Linked DNA regions of Homo sapiens: all the other regions are linked to region 1. The links are chromatin loops, found by intact Hi-C in ENCODE. Cell type or tissue: IMR-90. All regions are shown on one strand. Each heading gives the region's core, and the rest is flanking DNA. Links, peaks and the distances in the headings are about the cores only.

Region 1 (6,457 bases), core at 862-5,861:
GGGTGGGGGAGAATATTATGGGAAGCCCTAATAGATAAGAGGAATGCTAAGGGTTGATTTAAGAAGGAAAAATAAACAAAGTTAAAGTCAGAATGTTTATTTTGAATGGCATTAGTAAATGGGGAAAATTGGTGGAACCGATTCTTTGTTATTACGTGACTCATAAAAAATATTAGGTTGCCTTGATTTCTGCTTCTTACCTTGTGGCCTTGGTTTGGTTTATACACCCTCATTGTCAGCACTGGCTCTCTATAATAAGCATAACCATTACAGGTGGCCATAGTTGGGATCTGAGCTTTTCTATAGCATCTTTAGTTCTGCACAGCAAGGGCCACTAGGGAAAGGGCAGAGAAGGGTGGAGAGGATGTCTATAGGTAGCAAAGATACTTTGAGTTTGGAGAATAATAATTATGGAATTGTGGCATGTACGTTACTTGTGCTTTTTCCTTTGTTTTTCTGATGCCTAAGGTGGTTGAACACAAGTTTTTCCTGTTGCGTAGCTGGTTACATTTTCCACTGAGCCTTGCAGCTCTTGTTTTTGAGAGAAAAAAAGCACTAGGAAATATGCAAAATCTCCTTGAGTGAATAATGTGAATTGCAGAAAGGATCCATTGACTTCCTTCTCAGCAGTGATTTTCTATCTGAGTGGCTGCTGGATAGTTAGTGCATAAAGCTATGTTGGTGCTGGCTGGGTGCAAATTGCCTTCATCTGAAGATGCCTGCTTTGTACCATTACCTGCCTACAGCAAAACAGAGCCCCTCCAGTAGAGAAGTCTCTTTAACCAAATATCAAACAAATTAACCTTTTAGTGTGCTCCTAGGAGCCTCTCAAGAGAAGGAACACTTCAGTGACATCACTGATGGCAAAGGTTAGCCTAAAAGTAAAATGAAATCATCTGGCCAGGCAGGCCCTGCGGGAGAATCAAGCTTTGTAATTAGATTGAAGGCTCCTAGGAAACGAAGCTCTGTTGCAGGAAGAGCATTTGCAGAAGCTAATTGGGGTAAGCTTTTGCATCAGTGTCGGTGCAACGCATCACTTACAGCCTTGAAAATAGCTGTAATGGTGTATGATGATTGAGTCATTCCCTAATTTTAGCAACCTAGGCTGAACATGAATTACATGACGAATGTGCGCTTGAGTTTGTCCTATCTGAGACTTCGGACTCCGGGAAGATTGCCGTACACGTACTGGCTAATGTGACGACTGTTTTCTGGGAGTTGCAGGATTGCGACAGCTTTGTGCAAGCAGAGCCTGAGAGTTTTGCTCTGTTGGCTCTGCCCATTTACCTTCATTCTAACCTCCATTCTTACCTTGTCATCTGGTGGATGTCTCCCTGCCTTTACCCTACTTTTTTTTTTCCCCCAAAGTGTGGAATCTGTAACTGAACCCAGTAATTGTTCTAAATTATTTCTGTGGTGAATTAGCAAAACAAGAAATCTAGTTACTAAGCGAATAAGGTGAGGTCACCATCCTCCTTGCTGTAGTGACTCAAACCAGATACAAACTGAGGTTGGAGAAGTAAAAACGTGAGCAGAGAAGTAATATTATTTGGTCTTGCATGTGTCTAAACTTCTCCCTAGATAATCACCTTAACTTTGATATACATAGTGGAGTTCTCTTCTGGCACTTTCAAGGATACACCAACCTGAACACTTTATCTTTCACGATTTCCTTTGGTTTTATGTGGTTTTCAGTCTTTGAGTGACAACAGAATATCAAGGCAAGTCAGCTCCCGGGACCCACCATCTGTGTGACAAAGGCATAGTACTTAAACTCTCTGAGCCTCCCATTCCTCATGCATAAATGAGAATAGTGGAAGAGCTAGTAAGAGTATGAAGCATGGTATGAAATCATGCATGAAGCTTTATGTTGTAAAGCTGTGTTGTATGTGGCAAAAATTTTTACATTATCAGTGAAGTAATAGATACTAAAATGTTGTATAGAGACAAGAGATGAGGTTTTATCTAATTAAGCACAAATGATCTAGACTATACATTAAAAGGCAGAGGGTGGGGGAGAGTATTATGGGAAGCCCTAATAGATAAGAGGAATGCTAACGGTTGATTTAAGAAGGAAAAATAAACAAAGTTAAGGTCAGACTCTTTATTTTGAATGCTATTAATAAGTAAAGAAATTGATGGAATCAGGTAGAAGCACATAATCAGCTTTCATAAGCATTAGCTAGGATTTTTGGCCAAAACATAAGGGTGAAGGTATGTGAGAGTTGTTCTTTATTTTGGTAGTCATAACTAACAAAAACAGCTAACATTTTTTAACGCTTACTGTACGTCAAGTACTACACGGAGCACATGATGTGGTGATGACATTAAAAACTCACCCCAACCTGCTCTATGCTCATTGCACAGATTAGGAAACGGAAGCATCTGAGTAACATAGTGAAGATACTAATGCAATAAATAATTGTTCATCAAAGAATCACAGAAAGAAGCACTTGGAGCTGGCTCATCTCAGGGAAATGCACGTAGTGATAATGAGTCATCCATTTTCAATGCATCACTATAGCTCTCCCAAACCAAAACCCTCCTCTTGAGCTCACACTAAATCTGTTTATTTCTCATATCTAGATTGCTTTTACATTCTGCACCAGCTAATCTCTGGTCCTATTTCAAATCAGAATCTGGATATTATTTACCATCTGCCTCTAAGGGATGCACTTGCCAAGTCCCTTAATTTGCTATAATTGGCAGGTTTTCAGTGTACATAATTTATATCAAAAAAAGCTACCCTGAAAAAGAAGATTAATTAAACCATTTCTTCTGGGTCCCTAAAAGTGCAGTGGTTTCCAGGAGGATGGCTTTAAGGCCTTAAGGTCTTCTGTGTGTATATGCTGTCACAGCTGAGCACATTAAAAATGTATGTTGGGTTGCTCCCTGGTGCCTCTGAGCTGGTCAGAAAGATGTCATTGGCACCTGGGTAACATCACAAATACTCACTGAATTAAGCAGCTCACATTTGCATTTGAGTCTTTTGTTCTAAGCTTCGCAGACACTGGAAACTACTAGACTGCAGTATAATTTATGGATACCTCAGTGTTGACAATTCTGTCACTGATATGATAGGAAACACTAGAAAAAAATACACCCAGATGTACAGAATTCTAAATAGAGTAAGTGAGAGACCGTAACCTGATTCAGACAAGCAGCACATGTGGCTAGGAAATAGACCATTTACAGTTTTTCCCCCTTTTTGCCCTTTTTCAGTCATTCGCTAGGCTCATGGTCCAATGTGGAACATCCCCTAGGCTTTGTGGAGGCATTCTGGTCCTTCACAGCTTCTGGATAATATAATGCTTCCTTGTGAGTTTATTTCTTAATCCATGCCTATCTAAACTTGGCAGATTGATTCTCCATTCTAAAAATGGGAACTTCTGTGTTTTCTATCTTTTTCTAGAGGTTTTTTTTTTTTTTTTTTTTGAATTACCAGCCTTCAGGGGAATTACACAGCGTAGCACAGGAATGAATGTGAAGTTGCCACATATTTTTCTTTATTTTCCTGGAATGCCCATCTTCACATCCATGGCCAGTTTTTCCTACTTAGCTTCCAAATCTTAACTCAAATGCTGCCATGCTTGCCTTGCCCCATCCTGACCTCAAGGTGGCCTCCTCTGTGCTTCAGAAACTATATCTGAAGCTTAAGAAATAAGTAAAAAATGTGGACAGCCTCCATTCATTGTCTTTTTGAAAGAAGGCCAGCTACAGATTAACTAATATACTTAGGTTACCTCACTGTTTACTATTAATTACAAATTCCAGACTTTGTAGCATTCGCTGTTGACTTGTAGCTTTTTGCATGGTGGAGCTGCAAATAATTTCTGCCAGGTGGAGCAGATAACTCCAAAGGTTTATGGTCCTGTTGGACATGAGCCACTTTTTAAATCTACCCATCAATCTCATTCTAAGATGGTCTCTGTCCAGCTTATAAAACAACTTTTGATCTGGTCATAACATCTTATTAATTAATGAGTTAAATAAAACATGCTCATATTACGTGAGGGTGGGAGTCACAGGTTTGAACTCCAGTAGAGTATAGCACTCTCCACATTCTCCCAGATTGAGTTGTCTCCCTTTGCCACTAAATAAAAGCCTCATGAAGACAGGGACCTTGCGTTGCATGACTTTGGACACTCAGTACTTAGTACCATGTCTGATGCCTGCGTCACTCAATAAGAATGTGTACTATGACTAAATGATTATGTAATTTAATTCTAACCCAATTGGACTCTGCAGCAGTGCTCCAGGTCAGTGCAAGGATGCTCTATTGCTCAAAGAACAGCTTCTATTTTAGGATAACTTAGATGTGGAGTCAGAAATGTTATGATAGTCTTTTCTACGACTTGATGACTCTATGTAGTGGCCTTAGTCTTAATCCTTCTTTATTAGTCTTTTGCTTTGCACTGCCTTTGGATTAAGAATAGACAAAGTTATTCAATATTCAATATCCACCTAAGCCAGGACACTTTGCAAGGGCAAACAGAAGTTTGAAAGACAGTTTTACTTGTCTTTTTTTTTTTTCAGTGTTGTGCCTAGTTGCTGTGGCTAGCTGAAAACATAAGGGAAATCTTTCTCTTTTATTAAGGATACTTTGACCCTTTGAGAGAAAAACAAATTCTAAGTAAAGCAGTTCCATGTCTAAACTGATGTTATCAGCCGCTACTGTATGACATTAGGCTGTAAAAGTATTTACCTAAAAAAGTCAATAAACATGCAATTCACTATTATTTGTGTTGAATTATAGATCTGGAGGATCAAACCAGAATCAAAAGGAGTATACAAATTATCTATAAGATTATATGTGTGTATGTATATGCATATATATCTTTATACATATAACCTCAAATATCTAAAGGCAATTTCTGTGCATCACCTTCTTGTCCTTTTCTTTTTCTTATATACACTACTACAATAATGCATTTCCCATCAAAGTACTATTTTAAAAGTCTGCTTTTCATTTTGTCTATATTTGAAAATGTACTCAAAGAGTTCTGAAGAAGAATAATGTGTAGGATGGTAGTTTTCAGAAACTTATTTGGAAATAATATCATCTAATAGAGAATTAAATATACTTCTAGTAGGTATTCAACAAAAATTAAGATAACTTCTCATATTTAAGAATATAAAAATAACCAGATTGTTTAAGCGTAAATTCCATCTGCTGTCCAGGGATTGTCAACAAGTGAAAATTTATGGAAGGCCACAGACATTGGTCTTCAAATTGTTAGGGCTGTGCTCCAGACCAGGATTTGGCAAATGTTTTCTGTAAAGGGCCATAGTAAGTATTGATGATTTTGTGGATAATAAGTATCTGTATATTTAAAACTCTGCCATCTTAGTGTGAAAGCAACCTTAGACAATACATAAACAAATGAACCTGGCTATGTTTCAATCAATAATACTTTATGTATGAAAACAGGCATTGAACCAGATTTGGCCCATGGGTTATAGTTTGCCTACTCCTGCTCCAGACTGTCCTCATCGTTGTTTTCCTCAGTTAGTCCACAAAATTAAAAAGTCACTATTCTTGTATTTACTGTATTTTGCAGAGTTGTGAGAAAACAAATCTATATAAGTTGCTTTGGCCAGTGGAAGATAAGACACAAATTGTATGTCTAGGTTCATTTACTGAAGAATCTAAATGCTCTTTTGGGAAAAGTAGGCATCGAAATGCTTTGAAAATATGTATTTCAAAATAAGTATTGCATGCCTGAAAGTGTCAAGATATTGAGGACCAACTATGATGCTAAGAAAGAGGGAATAAAATGTCTAATGCTTCAAAGGTCTCATTAATTCACAAAAGCTTATGGTAGGTTTGCGTAGGATTTTAGGCTGTAAACCTATTCTATGGCTACATAATTTTTTTTTTTTTGGAGATGGAGTCTTGCTCTGTTGCCCAGGCTGGAGTGCAGTGGCGAGATCTTGGCTCACTGCAAGCTCTGCCTCCAGCGTTCATGCCATTCTCCTGCCTCAGCCTCCCAAATAGCTGGGACTACAGGCACCCGCCACCACACCTGGCTAATTTTTTGTATTTTTTAGTAGAGACGGGGTTTCACCGTGTTAGCCAGGATGGTCTCGATCTCCTGACCTTGTGATCTGCCCGCCTCAGCCTCCCAAAGTGCTGGGATTACAGGCGTGAGCCACCGCCCCCAGCCTACAGTTATGTAATTGTATCCTTCACTTCATGGTAGTAATATCTAAGGCATAGAAACTACTCACCTGTTCAGTCCAGGCTAGGAGATAACTTGACTGATACTTTCTTCATACTACAAGGAGGGTAAAAACCTTCGATCATTTGCTGTAGGACATATCAAAACTTGCCACTCCTCTCTTGCGATTGAAACTCAGTACTAAGCTCATTAATGATGGAGTATATTGGGGATGTCCTTTATCTCAGGGGTATTTAATGCATGTCTTTTATGCCAGGGATATTTAATGCAGGAAT
Region 2 (6,457 bases), core at 1,007-6,006, 300 kb before region 1:
TTGTTGTCAATATAGAATTTTAGAGCTTGAAGGAAATTCAGAGATCATCGAGTATATACATTCATAATTTTATTTTATTTTACAAAAAGCAGGAGGTGGAATAACTTGATAACAAAGCTAGTTATTAGAACAGCTAAAAGAAAACCCCAACATCCCGAGGCCTAGGACTGTTCTTTTTTCCATTATACCATGCTGCTTCTAGAATAATTTTAGGCTATAGGAAATGCAGTCCTGGGGAAGATATTTATAACAAGTCTCTGGCTCATTTAGCATGCTGTTGTTTGGGGTATCCAGCTGCACACTTTGTTCTTGTCAGTAATACATTATTTCCTGACAATCTGGTTGACAAACGGGATCCCAGCCTCAATGATTTGCACACATCTTTTAAAAAATGATCAGGTTAACTCTTCTAAATAGCTTTTTTGTCCTTCACTTATCTTCCGGCATGGAGAAAAGGAAGATTCAAGATCTTCTGTAAGAGTGTAAATCACACACACACCGTCAGAACTCTGTTTATATAACATTTAGGGTGAAGGTACCCTTTTATGAGCTTTTGTAATCCAACGGAGAATCTCTGAAAGCCACAAAACCTCTCCTGTGCCCTAAAACTAACTAAGTTTGCTTTTCTAACTTCCCAGTGGGCTAGGATACAAAGTACGTGGACACTCAAAAGGTTTGAAAAGCAAAACAGAATCAAGAGGTGGGGGTGGGGAGGGGAATGTAGGGGTGGCCAATAAGGATTCTTTTACAACTCATAGTTCTCTATTGAAAACTGAGATTTCTGGTCACATTGGGGCAGAATAATTGATAGCAGCTGCAGACGAGAAGGTTTGAGCATGTATCTCCCCAGGCAATATTTTCTTTGGTATTCTCAATGGTATGTTGAAAGTATAGCAGTTTAATATTGAGTCAGAGTTTCTTTAGTGAGCTAAGTGAACTAAAACAACTTATTTATTCCATTTTCTTCACAAAAACTTGCCTTATCCCATGTTTTTTCTTAGGCCACCACTGTGTGGTCATGACATTTGCCTGTCATCAATGTTGGTGATTCTGAGAGACCCTCCTGTAGTAGGGGGTGAATGAACGCAGAGTGCCCACGGGCTGGCACCATTTTGGCTGCAAACTGGCCTCTCAAAGTCAAGAATCCTTGGCCTATTAGTGAGGAAAAATTCAGGATTATAGGAACGACTTCTCTTTCAGTTCCCATTGCTAGTAATAGTAAGATAATGAAGAGGAAATTAATCTTCGAGATGTTTGAAGGTTTTCTTAGTACAGGCAATAAACAAGTTGCAATTTAGGAGATAGTAATACTTCAAAATGGTGAAAATGAGTCCAAAATATTTCCAAACTAATGCGCTAAAAGGAAGAATGTGGGCATTTTTCAATATAGACTTTCTTCAAAGGGCAAGTCTCTGATTCCTTTAAAAAAATATTTCTTTAAAAACTTCACATCTCTTTCCTTTAGTGAAGGTTCTCATTTTAAATGTTCCTATTACGATAAATAGAATAAAAAGGGTATGAAAAGGCTATTAAAATAATTACAGAAGTTCAGGTCATAAATTATCTGTTGATTCAGACTGTCATCAGGTAAGTCAATTGCTTCAGTGTTAAGACTAATTGGCCAGACTAGAGAATTGGCTATAAATGACTTCAGACATCTGGATCAGATCTAAGTCATCAGCTTGGCCAGTGTGATCCAACCTGCATTGAATATTCCCCTCATTTGAGCAATAGACATTAAGTGTTATTGTGTTACTGGTATTTTGTGATATTAGTTTGCCAATCTGCCACAAAATATGACGGGATTAAACACACACAATATAGGATAATGGTGAGATAATGGGATAATGGTAATCAGCAGCCCAGGTGTCTCATCTGAGAGAAACATGGCCAAATTAAACAGCTAGTGAATGTTGACTATGGATTGGGTTCATGAGCTAGCTATTTTTTTTTTCAGATTGCTGTGGTTAAGAAAACTCATATTTAACCAGTTTTGCATGGTTCCTAATATATCTAACCTAGACACTACTATCCAGCTCCATCTCCTCCTTCTCTGCCCCTTGCAAAAATATGAGACCAGAAATGGTTTACACTTCTATATGGGCATGCATGCATTTATGTAAGAGTGAATTGTCTAAAAAGTGTCACAGGCTTTTAAAACTAACAATCTCCTGGGCCTGGAAAAATGCAAGATCTCGACAAACGAGGCAATAAATGTGGTGGCAAGGCATCCTCTCCTCTGACAACCCCCATAACTTAGGGGTTCACTCAGCTGTTATCCTCTCTGTGTGAACATTGTTAATTTAGTAAAATACAATGAAATCAGGACAATTGACAAAATCTGTTCTTATTCACTGCATTTATCTGGTGACCAGGAAAACATTTTCAATGTGACAACAGGCTTAGTCTCTTCTAGATAAAACTTCTCCTAGTCTTTTACTTGAACTCTTGATAATTTTTTACCTCAACAAAAATAGTCAAACTTTAAAGTTATATTATGCCAATACCTCATTTAATTCTATGATTGCAATAAAAGAAGTTGTGCTGCAAAACTAAACTTCCTAAATATCTGAAAGTTGTATTTTTGAACTTCAAACCTTTAAAAAATTGAATTATTTTTATTGGAAACATAATTATACTTGAAATTTCTCTGCTTTCTTAAACACCTTAAACGGTATATTAAACATAACTATTTTTATGACTCAGGTATAACTATAAATATAAATGTACCAATGCACTTATGGCCCATTAAAAGTTTGAAGCAGTTCACCTTTTCAATAAATCTTTGTATTATCTCAAATTACTATATTTTATTTGTCTGCTTTTAGTAGTTTTTCTGTTAGCTATTAATCCTTGCCATTCTTGGGGTGCCTACTCTATTACTCAGTTCCATCTCTTTTCCTTTTGCAGTTTCTAATCTGCTATGGTCTGGGAAGCACATAGCTAGCATTCTTAAAATTTTGTGAAAACAGGAGAAACATGCTTTATGCAGTGAATGAGCTTTACCGTCTGGATGTCAGGAAAACTATTTCTCTTGCCCAGAGGCCTTATTTGCTTATGTAGTGGAGGGACACAAATTATTTGCTTTCAGATGACACCAGACTCTTTTCATGGGGAAATTCTTTGATATCTGATAACTCCACCACTAATGTTCTAGGTGCTTTGATTCTCTGCGGAATGTAGAATGAACACACTCGTAATAATACAAGTGCTTTTAGGCATGCAAAATGCACATCCTAGCATACATTCTGAGGTGCTTATAGTGCAAAGAAAATGTATAGTTGTCAGGAAAATGAATGCTCAAAGAATTGACACATAAGTATTGTGGTGTATATGTTTTATTTTAATATGAACTTAGCTATTTTTAGTTAAAATGGGTTAGATAATAATCAATGTATTTGTTTACACCTTCTAAAAAGGGGAGTTAAGCCAAACTTCACTGGCAGAGAAAAAAATAAGCTAGGTGAAAATTAGAGATAGACAACTTATTGCCATAGAGAGAGAAGTAAAAATCTCAAAATCTTTACAAGCCTGAGAGGATTGAGGAATCTCTTGCTGAGTGAAAAAAAAAATTTAGTCACTTGAATTAAAATGCTTCCCCTTCGGGAGCAAATGAAAAATTTAATGTTTTTCTGACGTAGTCACACCTAATATAACAGTCTTTCCTTTGTAAGAGAATTCTCCATCTTAAAATCCTAGAATGCTCTGATGTCCAAGGCATAGACTCCTTAACAAGCATTTTCATTCTCTTTTTCTGATGCAGGAAGCTTCTTTAGTAGGTCACAAATAAACTTTAATTGCATTTTGTAATTAAAAACATGTTCAAATGATTACTAACTTTTAAAAACCCTTAATATGAAGTACTTTCATTCTTTTTTTAAATAGAAGTTTTGCAAAGACTTAGGAAAGTGTCCTAGAAAAGTATATGTGAATTTGTGTTTCTTTTAAAAAAATTATTCAGCCCAAATTGTTCCTCTTTAACCTTTTGTACATCTTTTCTAAGTTGTTAATTTGCTCCAGTGTTGTTGGGATAGTTGTGTGGTTCCATCTGCTTCTCTCTCTCACTGTGTGTGTGTGTGTGTGTGTGTGTGTGTGTGTGTGTGTGTGGATGGCTGAGGTAGCTGGAATATGAGAGGTGAGTTGTGGAGGAGAAAATTGAGATATGAAGGTATTTGGTGATGTATTTGGGGAGTTGATATCAACCTTGAGAGCTGACTGCCTTCAGCTTGACTGATAACAGTTATTTTTCTTTCTTCTCTTCTTTTCAAATCACTAAAATGGTTAAGGGTTTGCAGGATCAAATTAAGTACACTTGGTAGGAATTGCATTCATGTTGCAATGATCTCTGAGAACAGATTTAGCCAGCTATGGAGTTAGGTTCCGATTCCTGCTTTGTCCTCACATACAGTAGTTTGTTTACCTCTTTTCCGTGGCTAAAAATGAAAAACAGTAAACACAGAGACCATTTGCTCTGACCTTTTCCATCTTTGCGTATTATGCAACAATTTGGCTAACTGGGCAGAAAGTGACAGCATTTGACTCCCAGAAGAGATGCCAGTTGTGTGTATCTCATTACAATGTTCAACTAGATCAACTTCACTGTAAATATTAAAGAAGTGCCCCTTTAAGGCCCTTACTCTGACCTCTAATGCAATTCATTTCACAGAACATGAAAAACAAATCACCAGAATAAACTTCCTGAATTGTATTTGTGAGCTAATTCTCAATCTACTTATAAATATTATTAGGAGTATTGGCTAAATGCTACCATATGTTAAGGCAGAATTTGTAGAATCAAAATGCCATACACATCACACAATAAATGGAGTTCACTGCTTCTATCATCCTTAGTTATTTTAACTTTATACTTGTGGTGTGTTATGAAGGCTATTTCCCCCTAAGGAACATGTGCAGTGTGTAAATTATTAACTCGTTAATTCCTGAGGTCCTTAGGCTTCAAGGACACAACCGTTTATTTTTCTCTAGTTTGCTGGTTTCATAAACGTGGAAACTGGAAGACTTACAGCAGGAAATTAATGCTAAGCCAAAAATAGAGCTCAGGTTTTTGTTTTTAGTACAGGATTGAAGAGCTTTTGCATGGAAATAAATTTATGCTATTTGTAGGCATGATATCAATTGAGATTAGAAAAATTGTTTCTGACTGACTATAATATTTAATTGTTTTAAATTACTTTAAAGTATAAATATGACATTTTGGTTTGGGGAAATGTATTGCCCTTAAAGCACTATCACTTAACTGGAACTTATTCAATGAAATTATTAATGTAGTAAGAGAAATATAGCCTGATAAAGTCAACACATACAAGTTTGACTCAGGCCGGGTGCAGTGGCTCACACCTGTAATTCCAGCACTTTGGGAGGCCGAGGCAGGCAGATCACCTGATGTCAAGAGCTCGAGACAGCCTAACCAACCTGGAGAAACCCCATCTCTACTAAAAATACAAAAGATTAGCCAGGCGTGTTAGCACATGCCTGTAATCCCAGCTAGTCGGGAGGCTGAGACAGGAGAATCACTTGAACCCGGGAGGCAGAGGTTGCGGTGAGCTAAGATCATGCCATTGTACTCCAGCCTGGGCAGCAAGAGCAAAACACAATCCAGAAAAAAAAAAAAAAAAAAGATCGACTCTGCCATCACATGTATCATGAATCCAGTGATCATCTACTGTGTGACACTTCGTGAATGAGGAATCAGGAGACAGCAGAACTAAAAGGAGCCAGTCTTGAAAAAAAAAAAAAGGAGCAAGTTTATGATGGCTTTTGTTTTGTGTATTTCAGAATTCTCCAGAGGCCTTACAAGCTACTTGGCATTTTTTAAAAAAAATAATCCTTCTACTATATATGCTATAATTATATACTTAATTACAGCTTGTTTTAGGATCATCTGTGAAAAATGTATTACAAATACACTTTGAGGATATGACTACAATAATAACACAATGGAAGGTAGCTGAATCCAAGGATAATTTGGCAAATACTAACAAAGAGTTTACTAAAGCAACACTGATTTAAAGGATACAGATACAACTAAGGACACGAGGAAAAGAAAATAATCAAATAGATGTGCTTTGCATTCACAGTAGAGTATCTTAGCAGTTATAAGATGGAATACTTTAGGAAATATTTTACACATAATCATTTTCTAAAGACCTGAGGAATTCTTTTAGGAATTCCTCATCATTATTGTTACTTTTTTCTTTTCTTAATATGCTTTGAGCATCAAAATTCCTGTATCAGTGCCATTGTAATCATACTATATAAATATGTTGCCCATCACATGAATTCATAAATTAGGGTGAAGTAACAAATGACGAATGGACAAGGCACAAAGAGAGCTCAGTAATTTTACACTGGGGAGATAAAGGAGGGGAAAAAAACACGGGAAACTATATTTCCATTGAAGATGTTTTTCTTTTTCACATATGCTTTCAGCATCTTA
Region 3 (6,457 bases), core at 623-5,622, 130 kb before region 1:
ATATATTACTGCCATCTCCCTCCTCCCTCCCTCCCTCCCTCCCTCCCTCCCTCTCTCCCTCTCTTTCTCTCTTTCTTTCTCACTTTCTTTTCTTCCTTCCTTCCTTTCTTCCTTCCTTCCTTTCTTCCTTTCTTCCTTTCTTCCTTTCTTCCTTTCTTTCTTTCTTTCTTTCTCTCTTTCTCTCTTTCTCTCTTTCTCTCTTTCTCTCTTTCTTTCTTTCCTTTCTTTCTTTCTTTCTGACAGAGTCTCACTCTGTCACCCAGGCTGGAGTGCATGGCACAATCTCGGCTCACAGCAACCTCTGCCTCCTGGGTTCAAGCAATTCTCTGCCTCAGTAGCTGGGATTACAGGCAACCACCACCATGCCCGGCTATTTTTTTATTTTTATTTTTAGTAGAGACAGGGTTTCACCATCTTAGCCAGGCTGGTCTTGAACTCCTGACCTCATGATCCACCTGTCTTGGCCTTCCAAAGTGCTGGTATTACAGGCATGAGCCACCGCGCCCAACCTCTTTTCTTTTTTGAATAACTGTACCTACCTTTTTTCTTATCTGTGTTTCCAAATTATGGCTCTTACCTCATATGAGGTCTTATATCTCTCTCTTTTTTTTTTTTTTTTTTTTTTGAGACAGACTCTCGCTCTGTCGCCCAGGCAGTAGTGCAGTGACGCAACCTCGGCTCAGTGCAATCTTCATCTCCCGGATTCAAGTGATTCTCCTGCCTCAGCCTCCTGAGTAGCTGGGATTATAGGCATGCGCCACCTCACCCAGCTAATTTTTGTATTTATAGTAGAGACGAGGTTTCCCCATGTTGACCAGACTGGTCTCGAACTCCTGACCTCAAGTGATCCACCCGCCTCGGCCTCCCAAAGTGCTGGGATTACAGGCATGAGTCACTGCGCCCGGCCAAGGTCTTATATCTCTTTATTTTTTTCTTTTTCTCTATAATTTCCTACATGTTAATAACTCCTCTCATCACTGTGAAGCCTGCAATGTCCTTCATGTTCCCATCCAGTGAGGAGTCCAGTTTCCTTTTGACTATATCATGCTTTAGGAGGGATGCCCTTGAATGTTTTTTGAATGCGTTTGTCCTTAAATCACTGTTGACTATAAATATATATTTATATATATACACACACAAATAGCCAAAGGAAGATATCGTTTAAGTCTGAGACCAAAACTAGGCAAGGTTTTCTGTCTTTATTTTGTATTTTTGTACGCATTACAGTGTTAGACAGCTTTTAATTAGCCTCGCTGAGTAAAACTGCTGCTGATGGATTTTTCTTTGTGGGTGGGGGTGGATGCTCAGTTTTCTACCCTGATTACTAATTATTATTGTCTTTGCCTTTCAAATCAAATCATAGTTTTGAAATCACAGAGCTCGATTTAACTGCAGCCTGATGACTCTATAATAATTTTGAGGAATATTGTGCAAGATTCTACTTTCCCTGATTTCTATTTGTTATGAGCTCATATTTATGAATGGAAGTGTGCAGTCCAGTCTGATCTATGGCTTGTTACAAATGTGGAATATGTATGCGTTGCTGTTTCTGCCTTCTTTGCAACACACCACCACCGTGATTCATGTGTAAACAGGAGGCCGCTTCTCCTCAGTCCTTCCCTTCCATCTTGTCCATGTGCTTCACAATTACAGCCAGTTGAGGAGGCGAAGTACACAGAGGCCACTGAGTTATTTTACATGCTGTGGGCTGCCAGCACATTGTGAATCCCTAGGGATCCCCGAAGCCCATTACCAACCCAGTGAATCACTCTGTTTGCTTTTCCGCAAAAAAGAAATGTGCAGCTGCGTACTTCTGCCACGGACTTTGGAATTTTGTTCCCTCTTCCATCTGCGTTTTGTGTAAAGAAATTCTGCCGGAATAATTACTTGTCTGTCCCCTTTGCTCATTCCCAACATAATCATTCTTCAACCTTCTGTTTCCAATTAGTTCTTATCTCAAATGGCTTATTGGCATCAATCTGTTCTCAGCATCACCAAAGTGCACAAAACTACCCTGAAACATAGGGGAATCTAGATAAGGCTGAGGCTCACCCATCAATCCAGTGGAGTCTCCTCATTTCACCCCAGTGCCTTCCTTTTCTCAGGAAACCTGAGACAGGAGATGGTGTTGAGACAGGCTGTTGATATAGCACATTTTGGAGCAAAATGACATCCATGAATATTGCAGGTACTGTGCAAGGTCTGCGAACATAGCCATTGTTGGACATCTGGTGTCAAAAAGAACTGTTTCAAAACAAGGTCACAGTGTTAAATCATGGTGTAGACAGCTTCTGAGCAGTGTCCACTGCTGGAGAGGGTAACCGAGACCTGTTTGTCAATGGTTGCACTCTAAGTCTTGGTAGTCACTTTGATCTGCAAACTGTTTTGCCACAGGATCATGACTAAAAGTGGGCTGAAAGAACTCTGCTGCCTTTATTAGTCAGCTAGGCATAAAGAGAGAGTGGTAATAGGGTCAGGCAAGAAAAACAGCACTTTCGAAAAGGCTAGTGAACTTGGCATGGCATGAACAAGCCCAAGGACACATGTTTGATAAACATGTAGTTACCTATGCTCAGACAAAAGAGGCTTTAGAACTTATACATCCAAAGTTCCTTTTTTTCTTCTTTTCCAAAGAAACTGACATCGAAGGGCATTAAATGGCTTTTCCAAAATCATAACTAATTAATGGTAGAAGTTGAATTCCAATCTTTTTAACTCCTAGTAAAGTGCTCTTTCTAACAAGCTGCACTGCCAAGACCATGTCTGGAATAACTCATTTAAAGCACAGGTCAAAACTGCTCTTTTTATTCCATGAGCATGTGGATTTCCCTCTCTTAGTCATTGCTTAGTTCTAGGACCACGGCCAATACTTGCCACATAGGAGACATTCAATAAATCTATATTTTCTGGAAGAATGGAGAAATGAATAGAACTACATTAAGGCACTAGCAGGCATTGAGTGCCTCCTATGGGCCAGACACATTTCATACAGTGTTTCATTTGCACCCCCATCTTGGGAATGGGTCCCTGGGACAAATCCCTCTTCCTGGGGTCTAAACTCTTCCAAGGAGAAGCCATTTTGTAATGAGATTTTTATCTGGACGCAAAATCAGCCCCTAAGGAATTTGAAAGTTGTATGCTTTAGGTATAGAATTACTGGAGGCAATTGACTATGCCGCCACAGTTTAATTTCAGATTCACTGTAAATGTGGGATTGGATTTTATCTATCATTTTAAAAGATCTCTTTGGGTGGGGTTGCCCTGTCTTGCTGGCACCCCTTGAAAAACCCCACCCTTGAGCACTCCCTCACTCTAGATGTGATGAGGCTCCCCACCCCCACCTCCCCATCTCTCCTTGCCTCAGAGGAGTCAGGCTGCACTCAGCCCCATTGGACCTATAGTACTGGCTGGGGCTTACTTGCAGCCTTTCTCTGGGACATACTGGACCACAGCACACACATTTTGCCTGGCAGCCTGTTCATGTCCCTCTGAGGATCCCTGATAGTTCTGTTTTTCTTCTGGCTTGCTAGAAGGGAAAAGGGTTTCTAAGGGTAAGTGGCTGTCAAGATAACACCCCAGTCCTCCTTTGCCATTGGTGTGTCTCATGCCTGAAGTGGTAGAGATGTACACCCCTTAACATCCCTGGCTAACTGAAATTCTTTCCCTTTCCTTATCTCCTCAGTGTTGGAGGAAAAAGTTGCCATTGAAACTCACTTGAGCTTTCATTCATACTCTGGTCAGTTCCTGTATAATGGTACTTTCGTGTACAGGGGAAGAAAAAGTTCTTTTACTTCCACTAAGAAAGAAAAATTGACTTTAAAGTAGGAGATAGTTGTTATCAACCCTATTTACATATGAAGAAACCAAGGTTTGAAGATGTTTCTATGTGTGCATGTGTGTCTCAAGATTCTCAACTAATTGATAGGAGAAAACAGAGTTAAAATACAAGTTGGTCTAATTCAGAAACCCAAATTATTTCTGTGACACCAACCTTTACATGAGAGAAGATAAACAGATATGAGAGTCAATACAGTCCCATTCTTGCAGATAATATACAAAATAAAAGAAAATCAATAGTTGATTTGCAGAATTATAGCTCTTCCCACTCATACAATTACCAGAGAGAAAGAGAGAGAGAAATGCAGTTTTTATCCATATTAAAACACACACATACACACACTCAAAACCGGCAAAATTTCATGATCAGTTCATTGCAAAGTGTGATTCTCCTAGGATGCCGTCAGCTTTCTTTGATTTTCTTTACATTTTGAGGCTCTACCACTGGTAAAAAGTGAGCTAATTGTGTCAAATGGTGGTTTATTAAAAGAAGTTATTGTTAATTCAGTGCCATAGAGAAATCAATGGATTTCACACATTGCCAAAGCTCCTGTATCAGTTGATGTGCCACCTTTTCATTTATGTAAAAATTTAACTTCACAAAAATTATCATGGAAATATTAAGTTTTCTTTCATAAATTGCTGTAGATAGTTTTCATGAAATCTCTTCATCTAAACTTACTAAAAAAAAATATTTTGGTCCTCTACAGGTATGGACAGAATAAAACCCACGATTTATATGGTTCACATATTAGCCAAAGCAAGAGGTATGTTTGCAACCTAAGCTACTTATAAAAACAAACAAAGCTGCTTAGTTTTTCCTCTTATTTGCATATGCATTTATTTTTATATAGTTTTTGGTATTAAGAGGCCACAAACCCTTTAGCAAACAGTTTGTGGAATGAACTGGAGTCTCTGCTTCCTTGTAAAGAAAGGAGGACCCGGCCGGGCGCGGTGGCTCACGCTGTATTCCCAGCACTTTGGGAGGCCGAGGCGGGTGGATCGCGAGGTCAGGAGATCAAGACTCATTCTGGCTAACACGGTGAAACCCCCGTCTCTACTAAAAATACAAAAAATTAGCCGGGTGCGGTGGCAGGCGCCCGTAGTCCCAGCTACTCGGGAGGCTGAGGCAGGAGAATGGCGTGAACCCGGGAGGCGGAGCTTGGAGTGAGCCAAGATCGCGCCACTGCACTCCAGCCTGGGCAAAACAGCAAGACTCCGTCTCAAAAAAAATAAATAAATAAAAGAAAGGAGGACCTAGTTCTGAAGATTGGATTATAATATTCGAAATGCTTAATAGCTATGGCTTATTGATTGATTGATTGACTATTTTGCACACAAGGTTTCAGGCACAGTACATTCACCATATGACCTCCCAACCTCCAGACAGCCTCCAGGGGAAATATTATTATCACTATTTTACAGATGAGGAAACTGAAGCTAACAAAGTTTGAAGCACTTGTCTAAGCTCCTTCTTTAATATTTGTCAGAGCTGAGATTCAAACCCAACAATAACCACAAAGCTCTTGCAATGTCCAGCTTCATTTAATATTGTAAAGGATAGTTTCAAATTTCAAGCTAATAGTTTGATAAGTGATAGGTAACCAACTCGCCTTTACAGGTTGCACAGCTAACTCTTGTCTTTCTTCTTGGCAAGTTATAGAGCTTTGGAATACAATTTTAATGCTTTAAAGATCTCCGTGAAGCCGGTTAAACACATCAGTCAAGGAAGTGTTTAAGTTACACACATATCAGCGTACACCGCTATATGGGGCGGAATTTGACACTTTGGCCTTGCTCTTATTCAAAATACAAAGCTATTTTTCTCAAGAAACGCAAAACGAAATAAAACAGACCACTTTTTTCTCATGTCTACAGACCACTTCATGTGTATATGATTTGACTGTTCAATATGGCAAACATATGATAATTTATTCAATTATAATAATATACCAACTTTGTTATCTATGTGTCTGGTGGCATGATTAACGACCTAGTGTATCTGAATTATCTACCAATTAACTTTCATTAGAAGCTCAGAGGAGACGCTGATATTCCCACAATATATTCTGAAAGTATTATTTATTCAGTTTAGATATTGTTTAAGCATAAGCTTGTATTAGGCCATGTTGCAGAAACATGCAGATCTGTGTCTTCTCTTTCTTCCAACCTCTCCTTTCTCTCTTCATTTTCCAACTTTACTTCCCACGTTGCCTTTATAGAACTACAATTTTTAATGTGCTTGGCTTCAGTGTCAGAGCAATATGAGGAATAGCCATGTGGAACGTATCTATATTGCTTGTAAAATTGCTATGGGGGACATTATGGAGCTCCCTGTCCCTTACATAAAGATCATTTTGACAAATTCTTCTTCGAACTCAGGGATAGGAAAGTTTATCTTTGTTGATGAACTGGTGTGCTTTCTGTTCATAGAAAATGATGGCTCTGTAATCCATCATGTTGTCTCTGCTTCGGCTGTTAGGAAATGATGAACTAGAACTTGGCCCAATCACAGCAATGTTCCTCAGGTAGGATTTCCTGTGTATGTTCATTCACTGGTTTTTCCTTTTAGAATTTATTTTTATTCATTATTTTGTTGTAACAGTTGCTATATTTATGC

What was found. Hi-C counts contacts between places; a loop is a spot of excess contacts. Peaks named below come from ENCODE experiments on the same cell type or tissue, not always from the same donor. Only the 100,000 strongest peaks of a DNase experiment are listed, where the experiment ranks them.
Region 2: a loop joins it to region 1, with 4 times the contacts of the local background. A loop is called at or near these places in 8 of 110 quality-filtered maps.
Region 3: a loop joins it to region 1, with 2.5 times the contacts of the local background. A loop is called at or near these places in 3 of 110 quality-filtered maps.

The regions. Positions count from the first base shown.
Region 1 is chr6:140,049,325-140,055,781 of GRCh38, forward strand. All of the region lies in intron 1 of LINC02941 (long intergenic non-protein coding RNA 2941), which reads left to right. The region is part of intron 2 of LOC107986652 (a long non-coding RNA gene); the gene reads right to left. Among named protein-coding and RNA genes, the nearest start is that of LINC02941, 76 kb to the left of the region's middle. In IMR-90, for the core only: a CTCF peak has its summit at 3,623; DNase peaks (open chromatin) are centred at 1,477, 2,457 and 3,627; H3K27ac peaks cover 887 bases.
Region 2 is chr6:139,750,625-139,757,081 of GRCh38, forward strand. No RefSeq gene overlaps it. Among named protein-coding and RNA genes, the nearest start is that of FILNC1, 17 kb to the right of the region's middle. In IMR-90, for the core only: no CTCF peak of the experiment used is centred there; a DNase peak (open chromatin) is centred at 2,967; H3K27ac peaks cover 1,250 bases.
Region 3 is chr6:139,924,529-139,930,985 of GRCh38, forward strand. No RefSeq gene overlaps it. Among named protein-coding and RNA genes, the nearest start is that of LINC02941, 49 kb to the right of the region's middle. In IMR-90, for the core only: a CTCF peak has its summit at 2,961; DNase peaks (open chromatin) are centred at 1,633, 2,403 and 2,853; H3K27ac peaks cover 964 bases.